Linked DNA regions of Homo sapiens: region 1 is linked to region 2. The links are chromatin loops, found by intact Hi-C in ENCODE. Cell type or tissue: heart right ventricle. All regions are shown on one strand. Each heading gives the region's core, and the rest is flanking DNA. Links, peaks and the distances in the headings are about the cores only.

Region 1 (8,991 bases), core at 497-8,496, 110 kb before region 2:
GGCATGATAACCCCCAGGGTGGCAGACACAGCCCCGATACACAAATCCTGTTTGGGGCCCTGCCACCTTTTTCCCGAGACACCAGCTGTTGGGCGTCCTCTGCTTCTGACGGGCCCCGTTGCATTCTGGCTTGACAAATGCCAGCTTTTGCCGAATCTCCCGCTCTGGGACGGGGGACATCACAGTTGAGCAGTTGGAACAGAGAAGAGTGTTTGAAAGGGCATGCGGTATCTGGGCCATGGAGGAGGAAATGGGGCATTGGTGGGTGGGATGGCAGGGCTGCCAGCATCTGACCCAGGAGGCTGGGAGGAGGCTGCTGTGTGAATACACGCTCGGCCTCTCACAGTGGCTGCCGCCGCATTAGCCCCTTGTGCTTCAGGGAACAGAGCATCCGTGATGGATGAGACTTTAATTAAAGTAATGAGACATTTATAATCGCGGTTATCTCCAAAATTAGGCCTTTTAGCAATTATTCCTGGGGAATATTCCTCCGGTAGATAGCTCCCTTTTTAGAACAACGTCGGGGGGTGGTCTGTACCTGAGAGAGATTTTCCCAGCAGGCCCTGGGCTGTGACAGGTCAACGATGAGGTTTCCCTGGAAAACAGGACGTGGCTTCTGCCTCAGGTTTCTCTCCAGAGGAGCAAAAGTTCGATGACCCTGGGCACCTAGTCAGGTCATAGGACACTTCTAGTGCCCTCAGAGAGGGTGCCTTTGGGCTCAGAACCTGAAGATCTGGGTTCAAGTCCTGACTTTACAACCTTGCTGTTGCTGAGACTGTTTGCCAAGTGGGATGTGATGGTTGATACTGAGTGTCAGCTTGATTGGACTGAAGGATGCAAAGTATTAGTCCTGGGTGTGTCTGGCAGGGTGTTGCCAAAAGAGATTAACATTTGAGTCAGTGGGCTGCAAAAGGCAGACCCACCCTCAATCTGGTGGGCGCCATCTCATCAGCTTCCAGCGAATATAAAGCAGGCAGAAAAACGTGAAAAAGCGAGACCGGCCTAGCCTCCCAGTCTACATCTTTCTCCCGTGCTGGATGCTTCCTGTCCGTGAACATCAGACTCCAAGTTCTTCAGTTTTGAGACTCAGACTGGTTTTCCTTGTTCTTCAAACTTGCAGACAGCCCATTGTGGGACTTTGTGATTGTGTCAGTGAATATTTAATAAATTCCCCTTTATATCTATCTATCTATCCTATTGGCTCTGTCCCTCTAGGGAACCCTCACTAATACACGGGATGAAAAGCACACGGGCTGAGAGGCGCCAAAGCCATAAGGTCTGTGAAAGTACTTTGTAAGGTCTCAGGCATCAGGCCCCAATATGTGACCATCATGTGTTCCTAACAGCAGATTCCAGAACATTCCTCTTTAAACTCCAGGACAGTCCCTTCCCTAGGGTAGGGCTTTGCCCCCAGAACTACTCATTGTCTGGGTTTCCAACACTGTTCATGGCCATTGATTAAAAAAAAAAAACAACCCTCTCCCTCTCCCTCTCCCTCTCCCTCTCCCCCTCCCCCTCCCCCTCCCCCTCCCCTTCCCTCTCCCTCCACGGTCTCCCTCTGATGCCGAGCCAAAGCTGGACGGTACTGCTGCCATCTCGGCTCACTGCAACCTCCCTGCCTGATTCTCCTGCCTCGGCCTGCCGAGTGCCTGCGATTGCAGGCGCGCGCCGCCACGCCTGACTGGTTTTCGTTTTTTTTTTTGGTGGAGACGGGGTTTCGCTGTGTTGGCCGGGCTGGTCTCCAGCTCCTAACCGCGAGTGATCCGCCAGCCTCGGCCTCCCGAGGTGCCGGGATTGCAGACGGAGTCTCGTTCACTCAGTGCTCAATGGTGCCCAGGCTGGAGTGCAGTGGCGTGATCTCGGCTCGCAACAACCACCTCCCAGCCGCCTGCCTTGGCCTCCCAAAGAGCCGAGATTGCAGCCTCTGCCCGGCCGCCACCCCGTCTGGGAAGTGAGGAGCGTCTCTGCCTGGCCCCCCATCGTCTGGGATATGAGGAGCCTCTCTGCCTGGCTGCCCAGTCTGGAAAGTGAGGAGCGTCTCTGCCCGGCCGCCATCCCATCTAGGAAGTGAGGAGCGTCTCTGCCCGGCCGCCCATCGTCTGAGATGTGGGGAGCACCTCTGCCCCGCCGCCCCGTCTGGGATGTGAGGAGCGCCTCTGCTGGGCCGCAACCCTGTCTGGGAGGTGAGGAGCGTCTCTGCCCGGCCACCCCGTCTGAGAAGTGAGGAAACCCTCTGCCTGGCAACCGCCCCGTCTGAGAAGTGAGGAGCCCCTCCGTCCGGCAACCACCCCGTCTGGGAAGTGAGGAGCGTCTCCGTCCGGCAGCCGCCCCGTCCGGGAGGGAGGTGGGGGGTCAGCCCCCCGCCCGGCCAGCCGCCCCGTCCGGGAGGTGAGGGGCGCCTCTGCCCGGCCGCCCCTACTGGGAAGTGAGGAGCCCCTCTGCCCGGCCAGCCGCCCCGTCCAGGAGGGAGGTGGGGGGGTCAGCCCCCCGCCCGGCCAGCCGCCCAGTCCGGGAGGTGAGGGGCGCCTCTGCCCGGCCGCCCCTACTGGGAAGTGAGGAGCCCCTCTGCCCGGCCAGCCGCCCCGCCCGGGAGGGAGGTGGGGGGGTCAGCCCCCCGCCTGGCCAGCCGCCCCGTCCGGGAGGGAGGTGGGGGGGTCAGCCCCCCGCCCGGCCAGCCGCCCCGTCCGGGAGGGGGGAGGGGGGGTCAGCCCCCTGCCCGGCCAGCCGCCCCGTCCGGGAGGGAGGTGGGGGGATCAGCCCCCTGCCTGGCCAGCCGCCCCGTCCGGGAGGTGAGGGGCGCCTCTGCCCGGCCGCCCCTACTGGGAAGTGAGGAGCCCCTCTGCCTGGCCAGCCGCCCCGTCCGGGAGGATGGTGGGGGGGTCAGCCCCCCGCCCGGCCAGCCGCCCCATCCGGGAGGTGAGGGGCGCTTCTGCCCGGCCGCCCCTACTGGGAAGTGAGGAGCCCCTCTGCCCGGCCACGACCCCGTCTGGGAGGTGTGCCCAGCGGCTCATTGGGGATGGGCCATGATGACAATGGCGGTTTTGTGGAATAGAAAGGCGGGAAGGGTGGGGAAAAAATTGAGAAATCAGATGGTTGCCGGGTCTGTGTGGATAGAAGTAGACATGGGAGACTTTTCATTTTGTTCTGTACTAAGAAAAATTCTTCTGCCTTGGGATCCTGTTGATCTGTGACCTTATCCCCAACCCTGTGCTCTCTGAAACATGTGCTGTGTCCACTCAGGGTTAAATGGATTAAGGGCGGTGCAAGATGTGCTTTGTTAAACAGATGCTTGAAGGCAGCATGCTCGTTAAGAGTCATCACCACTCCCTAATCTCAAGTTCCCAGGGACACAAACACTGCGGAAGGCCGCAGGGTCCTCTGCCTAGGAAAACCAGAGACCTTTGTTCACTTGTTTATCTGCTGACCTTCCCTCCACTATTGTCCTATGACCCTGCCAAATCCCCCTCTGCGAGAAACACCCAAGAATGATCAATAAAAAAAAAAATAAAAAAAAAAACAACCAATCAACAAACAACCTCATAAGCCCAGCAGACCGTGAAGGCCCCAGGAACTCAGGGCAGAAGTTAGCAATGTGGGTTCTGCCCTCGTTGGCCAGAAAGGTGCGGTGTGGCCATTTCACTTCCCTCGCTGGGCCTTGGATTTCCTTACCAGAAACATGATGGTCATAGTCACTGGCCAGTTGACTGCCCAGAGGTGGCACAAGGATGAAATGCAATTGGACTCAGAGAACCGTACCATGAGCCTAAAGCATCTCATCATTCAACCCCACAAATCTCAGGACAAAGTCAGTGCTCCACGGCGTCCATCCCCGGCTCCTCCCTCCCTAACTGGCAGAGACCAGAGGGACACACACGTGCCTCAAGTTCACACAGCAACATGGAACACCCAGGCCTCTCGTTTTCTGAAGCTTTTCCACCCCTCCAAACCTTTGCTATAATTATCACCACTGCAACTTTTAACTAAAACTGATTAAAAGTTTACCACGTGCCAGACACTATTTTAAGCATTTCTCCTGCATCATCGCATCAAATCCTCATAGTAACTCTGTGAGAGTTGTTATTGTTGTTGTTTCTGTTTCACAGACACAGAGGAGTTGAGAGATTTCCCCGAGGTCACACGGCGACGTGGACCCAGGTGTACGTCCCTTGCAAAGCTCGTGCTCTAACCATGACACCACACTGCCTCTGGCCCTGATGACTCTTGCAGACACTCTGACGGTTTGGTCCCAGTTCCTGGTTGGAGGGGGACCCCTGATAAACAGGGGTCACTGCTGATCTGGCCTTTCTGGAATTCTGCAGGGTCTGCCCTCACTTCCCTGCCACTCACCCTCACCCCACCCCCAGCCTCTCTGCTGTTTGCTGCTGTACCGCACAGCCTGTTCACCCCAGGATCTGCCCCTTCCTCTTCCAGGGTTCCAGGGCTTCCCAGAAGTCAGGCTTCCATTCCCGCAGGAAGGGTGCAAACAGGCCAGTTCCTGCTGTGGGGAGGAGTGGGTGCCACAGTCCCTCAGATCACTAATCTATTCGATCCTACTGTGTGCCAAGTGCTGCTCTAGGTGCAGATGAACAAGCCAGGTGGGGCCTGCCCTTGGGGAGCCTGAGGCCAATGTGCCCGAAGGGTGCCCAGTGCCCTACAGCCCGAGACAGACCCTGGCTGCATGAGGCTGCCCAGCACTGCACCCCAGGAGACAGGACAGCAGGAGAGCAGGAGTTGGACGCCCGCCTGCCCATCCAGCAGCAACAGGCACTGGGAAAGGGTGAGGCCCTGGGGAGAAAGAAGGCAAGGGAGCCGGGCAAGCAGCAGGCAGGAGAATCACAGAGCAGCTGTGCCCAGGAGCCCTGGCATGGGGGCCATGGCCAAGCAGCTGTGGCTGCTTCCTCTGTGTCTGTCTTTGTGGCCCTGGCCGGGATGGCGCTGGACCCCAAGAGGCTGCCTAAGCCAGTGGGCATGGCCTCCTTAGGCAGCCTGGGTGATGAAACGGACCAGACCCCTGGGTGTGGGCATCACTCTTGCTCTGCCAGGAAGAGGCAGAAGGACCAATGGCAGCGGCAGGGGTGGATTCTTGCCCAGCAACAGCTGCCAAGACTCTGGGTCCCGGAAGCAGCCCCTCCCTGCCTCCTTTCAGTGCCCTGGCTTTGCAATGCAGGGATTTGCCAGCCTGAGCTCTGCCAGCCTGGGTTCAGCAAATCCCGCAAGAAGAGCCGGCTCCCCACGGGATTGCCAGTGGACCAGTGAGATGCCTCCTTACCAGTGCCCACAGCGGGAGGGGTGTGAAATCGGGACTGGCTCCCTGAGAGCTGTTAGAGGCCACCCTAACTGCCCATGGGTATTCGGCTGAAATTCAGCTCCTCTGGGAGAAAAATCTGGAACAGAGAAGGAGGCTTTAATCTGTCCGCAGGCACTTCAAGGGGAGAGGAAGGATTCCTTTAGAAGGGGGCAGGGGTTGCTGGAAAACAAGGCTGTGGTTTTAGAGGAGGGCAGTTAGGGTGGCCCCTTCCTGGGGGTCTGGGCTTGGGGCCCTGCCTGCAGATGAGGGGGATCCGCCTGGGGCAAGGTCTTGAGAGAAGCCCCATAGATGGCCCCGTCATGTGGAGTCAGCGGCTGTGGTTCGGGGGAAACAGGGAGGCCACCGCCTGCTTTCCCGGGCACCGTGTGGCTGACCCACCGCAGTTGGAGGTCTTGGCTCTCAGGGAGCTTGTCCCGATTTCCCACCCCTCCCGCTTAAGGGAACTATGGGCCGCCTGGCCCTGTGCTGCCCGCCTGCACTGGTGCATCTTCAGCTGATGAGAGGATGTGAGGTCTGGAGTGAGGCCAGCATGGCTTCGCCTGCCAGGAGCCTTCCTCTGCTCGCTCCTCTCCCCCAGCCCCGGGACAGGTCCCCATGTCCCAGGCACAGTGACACTCTCTGGCATGGAGCCAAGGCAGAACTTGCAGCAGCCTGGGAAGGTGGATCCTGGGGCCACAGATCTGGATGAAGAACTTTCCTCCCGGAAGGCAAAGGCAGGCACCGCTGCTTGCCCCAGACGGTGGGGGTGCTGAGGCCTTGGCGCCACGCCTCTGTGGGGTGAGGGCCATCTTGAGCCAGAGCCTAGAGTGCATTCCAGAACCTGATCTTATCACTCCACCAAGGACGCTAGTATTCTGGGGGATTGATTTGCTGCAACCAGTGATGGATTTAAAACACATGAGGAAGCCAATTCATTCCTTCACCCTGGGCCTGCAGAACCATCCGAGCTGCACTGGGGCAGTTCTGTACATCTCCAGTGAATCCAGCCCTGCACCCCTCTGTTAACGTGCTTTTCAAACCAAACAGTGGAATGCATTGGTCATCACAGGGTTTGATCTGATGTGAAAAGTGTTATAAAGCCATTCCAATTAAAGTGCCTCTGGCCTTGTGTTTCCTGAAAGCTGCTATTGAGAGGAATATAATTGCATGAGAACAGCATCCCCTGAACTTGCTGCTTCTTGGGGACCCCACCACATGGCTTGGGTCAAACAGCACACTGACAGGATACCCTGGGCCACAGGAGGCAGCCTCCCACCCACACTTCTCTTCCTAATCTCCAAGTAGCCACTCCCCTGGGTCTGCCTTTGTCCCCAAACTGCCCGATCCCCAGTGTCCCCATCGGTGGGTCAGCATTTACAGGGCACCATCCTTGTCCCCATGATACAACTCTCACCCCACAGGAGCAGGGTGCTGGTGGCCCAGATTTCACAGAGGGCTTGGTGGGTTTCCAATCTTCGTCTGTGAGTCTCGAGTCCCTGAGGACAACGCCCCGCTTCTGTGTGTCTCTCCGGACTTGTGCGGGGGTACTCAGCAGACTCTTGGGTGATCCACCTAAGGTGCAGTGCCCTGCAAGAGCTGGACACCTTGAAAATAGAAAGGGGGTTCACTCCACGCGAATTATAATCCTGGGAGAAAGGTGCTTGGCCTGGCAGTAGCAGGGGGCAAAGAAAACACAGTGGAGGGAGAAGTAAGAGAATGGCCACTCCTGCCCCTCCAACTCCAGCAGTGCCCCCCCGACTCCAGCAGCCCCCACCACTCCAGCAGGCCCTCCCCACTCCAGCAGGCCCCCCCACTCCAGCAGGCCCTCCCAACTCCAGCAGTGCCCCCCCCCGACTCCAGCAGCCCCCACCACTCCAGCAGGCCCCCCCTACTCCAGTAGGTGCCCCTCACTACAACAGGCCCCCCCCACTCCAGCAGGCCCTCCCCACTCCAGCAGGCCCTCCCCACTCCAGCAGCCCCCCCCACTCCAGCAGGCCCCCCCTACTCCAGCAGTCCCCCCCACTCCAGCAGGCCCTCCCCACTCCAGCAGGCCCCCCCAATCCAGCAGGCCCTCCCCACTCCAGCAGGCCCCCCCACTCCAGCAGGCCCCCCCCACTCCAGCAGGCCCCCCTACTCCAGCAGGCCCCCCCACTCCAGCAGGCCCCCCCACTCCAGCAGGCCCCCCCCACTCCAGCAGGCCTCCCCCTATTCCAGCAGGCCCCCCCCCACTCCAGTAAGTGCCCCTCACTCCAGCAGGCCCTCTCCACTCCTTCTCTCCCTCCCTTCCCTTCCCATTCTGGGCCCTCGCCTTCATTCCCCTTTTCTCTTCGCCCTTTCTTTCCCCTCCTCTCTCCTCCTCAGAGTTAGAAAGACCTTGGTGGTGGGTCCCGGTAGGAGGAGAGGACGCTTGCTCCCCACTTCTTGGAGAGCGAGCCTTTGCTTGGCAGGGGTCTCAGAGAGCACCCCGAGCTGCTCACACCCCCCGTTGCTCACCACCAACCCCTTCAACGTCCAGGGTCCTGCAGAACTCTCAAATCCAGCCAGGTGGGTGTGGCTCAGGCCTCCGGCTACCTGTGCTGGGGTAGGGAACAGGGAAGGGGGCACAGCCTCTCTTTTATTGTTGTTTGGTTCTGGCCCTGCCACAGAAAGCATTTTGCAACTGGACCCTCCACCCACCTCCCCTGACCCCCTAGTGCCTGGCAGATGCTTCCTAGCGCAGGGGGAGGGAGGGAAGGAGCGGAACAGACGGCCCCCCCAGGGGTCTCACCTGCCATCAGCCTTCCAGTCTCCCTCATCCCCGCTTGCTGACCTCCCTCCTGGCCCCCAGGGGACCCACGAGGCACACCCTGCATGGACTGATGCCACCCAAGCCCTGGCTCCTTGCCCCCAGCCGACGCTCCACAGAGCTCTCTGCCTCGCTAACTTGGAACAGTCATAGCATGAGTGGGTTTTTTTCTCTTTTAGTCAAAATCAATGACAATGACAGAGTAATAAGGCGAGCCGTGGGGAAGAAGAAGAAAGCGCCTGGTGTCAGGATTGATGCAGGAGGCAGTTAGAGGGACCTATTAGGATTTCAGTTGCCTCAGGGTGTGCTTCTCCGGCGAGCAGGTGTGATGTCAGGGAACCCACTGGCAGGCAGGCAGCCTTGTCCCTGCACACCTGTCATTAATGTGGAAGGCGCAACATTGCAGCTATTAGTAGGGGGTGGCGGGGTGCGTGGTGGAGACATCTCAGTTATACAAGGGGGACTAAGAGTTCCACTGGGAGAAGAGAAGGAGGAACCCGAGGTGTCTGCCCCGACTCCAGGGCCCCGAGTCTGGAGAGAAGGGACCTCGGAGGGGGCGTTCACCACAGCGCAGTGGACAGGGCCTGACCGTCACAGGTAGGGGGTGCCTGGAGCCTGCCAGCCGGAGGAGTGGGGACCCCTTTGTTTTCCTCCCAAAGTCCACTGTTCCTGCTGGCTCCAGAACAGCCCCCAGGCATTGCCACGCTCCCTCCCTGGGCCACACTGGCTCCCCGCACCTCAAAAGGGAGAAAGACCCACAGGGCTGGGGGAGACGGCAGATCCCCCACCATGCACTCACATAGCTGGGGTTCTTGTCACTTTGCCAGGTCCCTTTCAATTTCCACTCTGAAAGAAGGGCTGGCACATGACAGCGTTAACCTCTGGCCTCCATTCTCTGCCCCCCAGAGAATGAAACAAA
Region 2 (8,991 bases), core at 389-8,388:
CCTGCCCCCAAGCCCCGGTGGGGTGCCTCTCCTACGGCCTTGCATGTATCCCAAACTTTCCCTACCTTCCCATCAATCGTGGTGAGCTGGAATTACCTGATAATCTACCTGCCTCTCTCTTGGACTACAGTCCCCTTGAGAGTGAGACTGGGTCCAGTAGACTGTTGTCTGCCCAGTGCCCAGCACAGGGTAGATGTCCATGAAATATACATGGACCAGTGACCGACTGAGATTGAGACTTGACTGGAAGCATCTTCCAAATGGCTGCTGGGAGAGCAGCCCATCCGGCACCCCAGCTCATGCCCCATCCCCCACTCCTCCAGCTCCTCTCCTCCCAAGTCCCTGCCGTCACAGCCAAGCTCGCGCTCCAAGGCAGCTCTGCCATCATCTGATGCAGACTCGTCAGCTGTTGCCATGGAGACCAGCCAGCAGTGAGCTCTGTGCCCTCCTGCTGCAGGGGCCGAGCAGAGCATGGGGGCACCCTGAAGCGTGCAGAGAGAACCCATCAAGGAGGAGGCGGGGGGAACGCGTGGCTCTGCATCCAGGCAAACCTGGAGTTGGGCCCCATCTGCCCCTACTCTCCTTCCTACACCTGTGACACCTCAGGCAAGTTGCTTCATCTCCCTGAGCCTCCCGTGAAATGCAGAAGATCCCAGCCACCCACTGTTATTGAAGGATGGGATCGACCCATTAGGGCATGGAGCTGTCTCTGTGTCATTTTGGTGTGCCAACCCCTGCCTTGGCTTTCTGGGGGCTGTTTTGAGTGTTCTCTCCCCTTGAACTTTGTGTCCAACTCTCCCCACCTCAACTCAGATGAGGCTGAAGGAAGGAGAGATTCCATTCCTACAATAGCACAAAAAGATTTTCTGTGACATTTGAAAACAAGAAGAAGCCTACAGGTTTGTTAACCAAATTTTGAACTTGGTCTGGCTCTGAGGGCTACTAATGTGGGGGCCACATTGGTTGCTTCCTGCAGTGAGCTAAGGGCTATGGGCAACTCTGCTCATGAAGAGCTTAAGGTGGCATCTCACTTGCAGGACAGCCTCCAGGTCTCACTGGAGTCAGGGAAAGTGATGGTTGTCCTATCTCCTTGTTGCTTTAAATGGTAGCTATCTCTGAAGATGGCTGAATGTCCCTGTGCCCACTGGGGACTTTGGGAACAGAAACATGCCAAGATGCTACAACCGGCCCTGGGCACAAAGCCACCTCTCCAGCTTTCCATGCCCAGCATTAGTCCTGGCATGGAGCTGAACACCTGTGTCTGAGGCAGGCCTAGGCCCTGATGCAAAATGTACCACCCACCTCCTTCTGCCAAATGTCAACTCGACCCAGCTGCAAGGCAGAGAAAACTTGGCAGTGTTCCCAAAGGGGACAGGAGATTGTCTCTTTTGTTAAATGAATGGATGGATGGATGGAGGATGGATGGATAGATAGATAGATGGGTGGATGGGTGAAAGGGTGGGTGGATAGGTGGTTGGATGGATGGGTGGATGATTGGATGGATGGGTGGATGGATGGGTGGGTGGGTGGGTGGTGAATGGGTGGGTGGGTAGATAACTGGATGGGTGGATGGGTGGTTGAATCGGTGGATGACTAGGTGAAAGAATGGATGAATGGATGGGTGGGTGGATGAATGGATGGGTGGGTGGGTAGGTGGATGGATGGATGGGTGAGTGGGTGGATGGATGGATGGGCGGGTGGGTGGATGGATAGGTGGGTGGGTGGATGATTGGAGACAGGAAAGAAAGAGAGAGAGAGAGAGAGAAAGGGAGGGAGGGAGGGAAGGAGGGAGGGAGGGAGGAAAGAAAGAAGGGAAGGAAGGAAGGAAGGAAGGAAGGAAGGAAGGAAGGAAGGAAGGAAGGAGAGAGACAGAAAGAGAGAGAGAAAGAAAAGAAAGAGAGAGAGAAGGAAGGGAGGAAGGAAGGAAGGGAGGGAGGGAGGGAGAGAGGAAGGAAGGAAAGAAGGAAGGAAGGAGAGAGAAAGAGAGAGAGAGAAAGAAAAAGAAAGAAAGAAAGACACAAAGAGAGAGAGAAGGAAGGGAGAAAGGAAAGAAGGAAGGAAGGAAGACAGACAAAGTGAGGAAGATTGCACCAGGATTGCCTCAGATGGGTCTTGCTATGAATAAAATTCAATAATACCAAGAAGAGCTTTACAAAAAGAGAGAGAGAGATAAGGTCAAAGAGACTTTTATGTGCTTCATGAATGAAGAACACTAAGGAGAAACGTTCCAGAAAATTTAGAGGAAAAAAAAAGTGGCTGAACATAAATTTTTGGTGAGGATAATAAAAATAAATAATGCCATAAACTCTTAGAAAACCTGGTGGTTTTCCTTCAAGGGCTTCAGTTAACTCCAGAGTGAGCTGTGAGCTGTGTCCAATTCCGTCATTTCACGGAGCAGGACACTGAGCCACGGGCCATTGAGACTTGCGTGTAATGCGGAGCTGGCGAAACACAACAGTGAGGTGTTTATTGGAGAATTTTGAATATGACTAAGTCCTTCTTTACAGAGCTTAGCATTTTCATCGTCTGTTTTAGGATGAGAGAACAGCATCAGCAGCATTCGGCACGATTGACAGGTTGTGTTTGCTCTTTGCTTATACCTCCTAAAAAGTGGACTGTCTTGGAAGTTTTATTGTAGTTCCCCTCGAAGCAGCCGCAGGTGCTCACTGGCTCACTGACAGCGAGGAGGTGATGCAATGGGCGCAGTCATTCCTCACTGCCATCGGCGTGTGCAGCTTGGGGAAGCACCACAGCACCGGGCGTGGCTCAGTTGACCAGCTGAAGGTTCCAGATCATGGAGGCAGAGAGGAGAAGCTGGCGACAGAGGGCAAGGCGGGATCTGTGGAGGCTCTTCCTCTGCCACTGTGGAACCCTGAGCCAGCCCCCTGCCTCGGGCCTGTCTATATTCCCACAGAGATGTGGAGAGCTGTTATGTGTAGCTAGATGGGTTCTAACGTGTCTCCCAGGGCTGGTATTTGGAAGAAATAATAAAGAGGAAAAAGACATTGCTGATGGATCCCAGTGGATCATGCCTGAGGTTTGGGAGCAGCCCCGGTCTTCCTTATTGAGTCTGTGTGATCTAAGTTTCCCCTCCTGTGACCTGCAGCTTCCTCCCACAGAGCTTTGCAAACTGTTTTGGCATTAGGATCCTTCTGGGAAATAGCACCTTACTCAAGACCCCAAAATATGACACAGATTAAAAAGGAGGCATGTCGTTCTGGGTGGGACGTGGGCTGCCCTACCTGACACCCTGCCTGTTGGGGCTCCCATTTCCACCCTCTCCACCCCGAACTCTGAAAACCCCTGTGCGACAGGGAACTGGCTTTGTCTTGTCTCCTCACAGCCTGACAGCCACAACTCTATTATACAGTAAGACCCCCGAGGCTAGGGACTAAGTCCTGTCTTTTTATCTCCAGCTCCTAGCAGCATTCCTAACCCAAGGCAGCCACACAGTGTTTGTTGAGTGAATGAATGACCTGGGAACTAGTCGCTAGAATAATGCTACATAACAGACAACCCCAGAAATCTCAATGACCTACAGCAACAAAGATCAACATTTTTTCTTCTTAATGGGTACAGATCAGCAGAGGCTGGGCTCCATGTGTAATTTCAGGGCTCATGGCCACACCCAGCATTGACGCGGAGCAGGGAAAAATTCTGCACCCACTCTTGGCGGGGGAGGGCGGGAACGCACTGCAAAGCCACCTGGCGAAAGAGGCAAATGTGAAATTCTACACCAGGGAGGGAGGGAAGAATTAGAAACAGGAATCCAATCTGCCACAAACTAGAAAATGGAAACAATAAAAAAGAATGCCTCCGTGGCGTGGTAGAGGTTGTTACAGCGTCATGTGTTTCAAGCTGCTGTAGGCTACAAAGCCAGGGGTGAGTGGAGCAACCGCGTGCTGTTAATGCCACGTCCCCTCTGCTGCGATCACCGCGCAGTGACCGGAAGGAGAGCTCATTCTCACAGAGGGCGATGACGTGCCGGACACAGGGACCCTTGCGCAACAAGGTCCACCACACAGAGGGATTGAAGCCGTGCGTTCTGCTCTAACAACCGCCCGAGCTGCCCCTCCTCAGAAAATGACCGATTAGGAAGGGAGGCTGGCCTGGCATCTCAAAAGCTGTCAGGACAGAGAAAAATGGGGATATTGTCAGCACTTCAGGCTCGGTGGCGGTATATCCGAGGATGTGAGGGTGTCTGCGTAACTGGCATCGGAATCGAAAGGCCCCGCCTCCCCCATGCACGGGTGCGCGCACACACTCACACCCTCCCTCCCTCCTGCTCCCCCAAAGGGACTCGAATGAAAGGCGTAAATACACCGTGTCTGCCTACCCGAGGGCTGCTGTGAGTGTCAGATGAGAAAACGCCTGGGGTAGTGGCCCGAGACTGAAGCGCGCTCCACGCCTACCAAGTGCCGCTCAACCCCAATTCTGCTCTCGGGGAGAGAAGAGAACTCCTGCCAGACCCGAGTGTTTTCAGAAGTTTGTCAGTTTAGACTTTCCTTTTTTTCCTTTCCAAAGCTCCGCTCACCCAAGAGAATAATGTAAACATTCATGATGGCGTTTTCATAGTCCCGGAGGCATTGATCATGATTGTGAATCTGAAAAGAGCTGAGTTATTCATGTTTGACAATTCAGTCATGCAGCACTCCACATGTTACAATCTTTAATGGTGAACATTGCTTTTACTTTCCAAGCACTTTCTCATCTGTTGTCTCATAGGGGAGGAGTTATTCTCCCAATTAGGGCAATCAGAAAACAGGGATCAAGGCCAGGCACGACGGCTCATGCCTGTAATCCCAACACTTTGGGGGGCCGGGGCAGGAGGATCACCTGAAATCAGGAATTTGAGACCAGCCTGGTCAACATGATGAAACCCCATATCTACTAAAAAAAAAAAAAAAAAAAAAAAAAAAAAAAAGGTTGGGTATGGTGGCATGCACCTGTAATCCCAGCTACTCAGGAGGCTGAGGCAGGAGAATTGCTTGAACCCGAGAGGGGGAGGTTGCAGTGAGCCGAGATGGCACCACTGCACTCCAGCCTGGGTGACAGAGCAAGACTCTGAGAGAAAGAAAGAAGCAAGAAAGAGAGAGAGAGAGAAGAAAGAGAGAGAGAGAGAAAGAAAGAAAAAAAAAGAAAAAGAAGAAAGAAAGAAAGAAAGGGAAGAGGAAGGGGAAAGTGAAGAGGAAGGGAAGAAAGGGGAAGGGAAGGGAAAGCAGAGGTCAAAAAGGATCAGGCCACTCGCCTACTGGGGGATAGCGCATGGAGGAATCAGACCCCACAGCCTGCTCTTCTTCCCCCTAGAACCCTCACCACTGCCAGATCACTGGGCTATGCACTGCTTCCCTCAAAATGCCTTCAGCTTTCTTTCCCCAACCCCTGAGACTTAAGGATCCCACCTCCCTCCAGAGGCCTGTGTCCCGTCCCCATTTGTTCCTCATTTCCCTGGGGTCTTTTTGCATCTCCCTTCTCTCCCTCTGCACAGCCACCGTCCTGCCTCCCTATACAAACCCCAAAGTAACCTACTCTCCCCACAGATCCTCCAGACAGACAGACACCCACCTGCTGCCTTGGCATGGGCTCCCCTGAAAGCAGTGTCTGGGGCTCGAGCTGGTGGGCAGGCATGAATTTGTGTCTGCAGGGGTTTGAACTGTGTTCTCCAAGCGATCATACCCCCAGCAACTGTAAATGTGACCTTATTCTGGAATAGCATCTTTGCAGACGTAATCAAATTAAGGCGAGGTCATAGGGTGGGACTTCAGTCCAAAGGCTGGCATCCTTAAAATAAAGAGAATTTTTTTTTATTTTTTATTTTTGAGACAGTGTCTCGCTCTGTTGCCCAGGCTGGAGTGCAGTGACTCAATCTCAGCTCACTGAAATCTCCATCTTTCCGGTTCAAGTGATTCTCATGCCTCAGCCTCCCGAGTAGCTGGGATTACAGGCACCTGCCACCACGCCCAGCTAATTTTTGTATTTTTAGTAGAGATGGGGTTTCACCATGTTGGCCAGGCTGGTCTCCAACTCCTGACCTCAGGTGATCCGCCCTCCTCAGCCTCCCAAAGTGCTGGGATTACAGGAGTGAGTCGCCACGTCTGGCCAGAAAGGGAAATTTGGACACAGAGACACACGCATGAGACCACCAAGGCAGAGACTGGAGTCTACAAGCCAAGGAACGCTGAGGCCTGCAGGCAAGCGCCGGAAGCAAGAAGAGAGGCACAGGGTGGCTTCTTCCCTGGAGCCGTCAGAAGGAACCCACCTCGCTGACACCTTGATCCTGGGCTTCTGGCCTCCAGAGCCGTGAGAGGATCCATGCCTGCTGTTCGAAGGCTCTCAGTCTGTGCGAATTTGTTACAGCAGCCACAGGAAACCGACACAGTGTCCCTCTCCCTGAGGTGTCTACAGTCCTCAGAAAGAGATGAGGCCAGGGTCACTTGCAGAAAGTCCTTTGGGAAGCATCGTGATTGGAGCAGCTGTGGCCCGGCGGGGAAGGCAGGACTTGGAGCGGGAGAGAGCTCTGTGCCAACCCCAGCTTGTCCCCTCGGTGGGGGCAGGTGCTTAGTGTCCCCCACCAGGGGCTCCTCAACTCTCAAGAGGTGAGTTCAATGCCGATCTCCCAACGTTAATGATAATAATAAGAGAGCAGCAGCCCTTGCCAGGCACCCTGCTGGGCATTCGGAGATATGACTTCTCACCCTTCAAGACGAGTCTGGCCATTCCAGGTCAGAGGAACTGGCCGTGAAGAAGCACCCACAACAGCTGGGACACGGCAGGCAACCACCATGCTTCCAGCCTCTCCCGATGGGAAGGTGTCGGCGTGCAAGGAGCTCTTGCAGGAATGCTTGTATCAAAGACCCCAAACAGGGCAGCAGAGGCCCAAGGCTGGCTGGAGTGCCAGGTGTCAGGGCTGCGTGCCCCCCACCCTCCCATCCACTCTCCCCCACCCACCCCCCACAGTTGAGACTCCTCCCTCCTGGGCAAGGGTCTGGTCATCCCCCTGACACCTGGCTTCCTCTGAACTCTGCTCTGAGAGTCACCTTTCATGCATTCGTCATTCACTCAAAAAGCCCACTCTGAGCACCCAGGCTGTGCCCGATGCCATGCTGCAAAACGGAGCCCTTACTTGAAGATGCAAGCCCAGCACACCTCCAACAGAGGTCCAGGCCTTGGGGCAGTGGCAGAAACCTGAGGCCATGCTGGCTTCCCCCCAGCTCCCCATCCCCACCTCCTCCCCTGCCACCTCCCAGGGATGCCTGTAAGCCCAGGTTTCTCCAACTGGGGTCCTCAGGAGCTCTGGGTGAGGGGCTCAGGACACACTCATCAGCACAGCTTGCTGGAGTAATCATTTTACTTAAGTAGATTGGGATGGGAGGAGTAAATGTTGTTGTTGTCATTGTTGTTTTGAGACAGGGTCTTGCTCTGTCTCCCGGGGCTGCAGTGCAATGATGCACTATAGCCTCTAAACCCTGGGCTCAAGCGATCCTCCCACCTCAGCCTCCCAAGTCTTGGGTGCCACCACACTCAGATAACTTTAAAATATTTTGTAGAGATGGAGTCTCCTTATGTTGCTCAGGCTGGTCTCCAACTCCTGGGCTCAAGTGTTCCTCCTGGCCTGGCCTCCCAAAATGCTGGGATTTTAGAGATGAGCCACTGCGCCTGGCCGGTGTTAACTTAAGTAATTTGATTGTTGCACAACCTAAAGCATAATTGTTCTACTAAGACACATAGGACCATATTACAGGGCACAATGTAAAAGTCATGAATTTCTACAACAAGCCTCAGTGGTTCAGAAACTTCTGTTCCCTTCTGCCTGCAATCCCACAGGATCCGCTCTGGCCTGGAGCAAACTCTCATTTTCCCAAGAGAGCAGCGCCCCAGCCTCCCTCCAGGCCCCATTCCAGAATCGCAGCCTCCTCTTGGTCCAGAAGTACTCGTCCCGAAGCCTGCTGAAAGGCTGAAGCCTGGAGTCACAGGAGTGGCTCCTGGGCAGCCATGGAAGCCTCCTTCCCTGTGGTGGCGGCAGCAAGGACACCAGCCATTAATCACTCTTCTCTCCGTTTTGTCAGACCCAGCAGCCTCCTGAAGATGCTGCATAAACACATTTAACCTTTAAAGGGTCGGGTGGCAGCCCCAGGGAGGGAAAGCTCAACATCCTCACCCCTGGGGTAAGCCCCCCTCCCTCCTCTGCTCTCAGACTCTCCTGGTCAAGGAAGAGGAGGGAGTTTAAAACAAGAAGGAAGGGCTCTTGGTGACCCTCACTCCACCCGTCAAGCTGACAGAGCTCCGGCTACTGAGAATCCAGGGGAGGTTCTCCAAGGAGGACGAGGGTCTAGGAGAGATGTCAGCAGGAGTGGCTGCGCCTGTCTGTCATCGCTTCCCCAGGGGCCTCTGCCACTGTGGCCCCTGAGGATGGGGCCTTTCCTGTCCACAGGAGCAAGAAGCAGTGAGGGTCCCAGGCTGGGGGAAGGGGCTCTGCCTGGGGCCTGACACCTGGGGGTCTGCTTGGCTGGAGGGGGGCCTCCGCCACCCCTTCCCTTTTTCTCCCTCCCACATTCATTCAGCAAAATCAGGAGCCGCTTCCAGGTTCCAGGCATGGAACCTGGGAACCAACGATGAAAGGAGAAAGAAAAGACAGTGTCTGACCCCAGGGGACTCCTGGTGGGTGCAGGGTGGGGAGCAGGCTTGCGAGACACTATTTCCATAGGATGAATGTAAATTCCAGGATGGGTAGGAAGGAGGCGCTGTGGAGCCCTGAGAGGGGAACGGAGCTCCAGTGCTGGAGAGGTGGCTGTCAGAGACGGGCAGCTCAGCAAAGGTGACATTTGACCTCGGTCTTACAGTATGAGTAAGAGTTCTCTGAACAGACAGAGGGAACTTGAATGTACTGGCTAGGACCTGGGCGGTGAGGACGTGGAGGCCAAGGCTCAGGTCTCAGCCACCCTGGAGCGTCAGTGAGGCCAGCCCCGAGCACCAAGACCACGCAGTGGACGC

What was found. Peaks named below come from ENCODE experiments on the same cell type or tissue, not always from the same donor. Only the 100,000 strongest peaks of a DNase experiment are listed, where the experiment ranks them.
Region 1: a loop joins it to region 2, with 2.2 times the contacts of the local background. A loop is called at or near these places in 25 of 110 quality-filtered maps.

Annotation. Positions count from the first base shown.
Region 1 is chr17:77,774,147-77,783,137 of GRCh38, forward strand. No RefSeq gene overlaps it. Among named protein-coding and RNA genes, the nearest start is that of LINC01987, 50 kb to the left of the region's middle. RefSeq lists a silencer at 1,067-1,267. In heart right ventricle, for the core only: no CTCF peak of the experiment used is centred there; DNase peaks (open chromatin) are centred at 5,185 and 5,852; H3K27ac peaks cover 1,600 bases.
Region 2 is chr17:77,883,826-77,892,816 of GRCh38, forward strand. It overlaps LOC107985087 (a long non-coding RNA gene), which reads right to left. Exons shown (of 4, transcript XR_001753033.2): 2 at 6,260-6,399; 3 at 5,566-5,781; 4 at 4,725-4,836. It overlaps LINC01973 (long intergenic non-protein coding RNA 1973), which reads right to left and starts at 262. Exons shown (of 2, transcript NR_028337.1): 1 at 97-262. RefSeq lists enhancers at 6,502-7,002, 7,443-7,991. In heart right ventricle, for the core only: no CTCF peak of the experiment used is centred there; DNase peaks (open chromatin) are centred at 2,728 and 3,986; H3K4me3 peaks cover 1,319 bases; H3K27ac peaks cover 2,910 bases.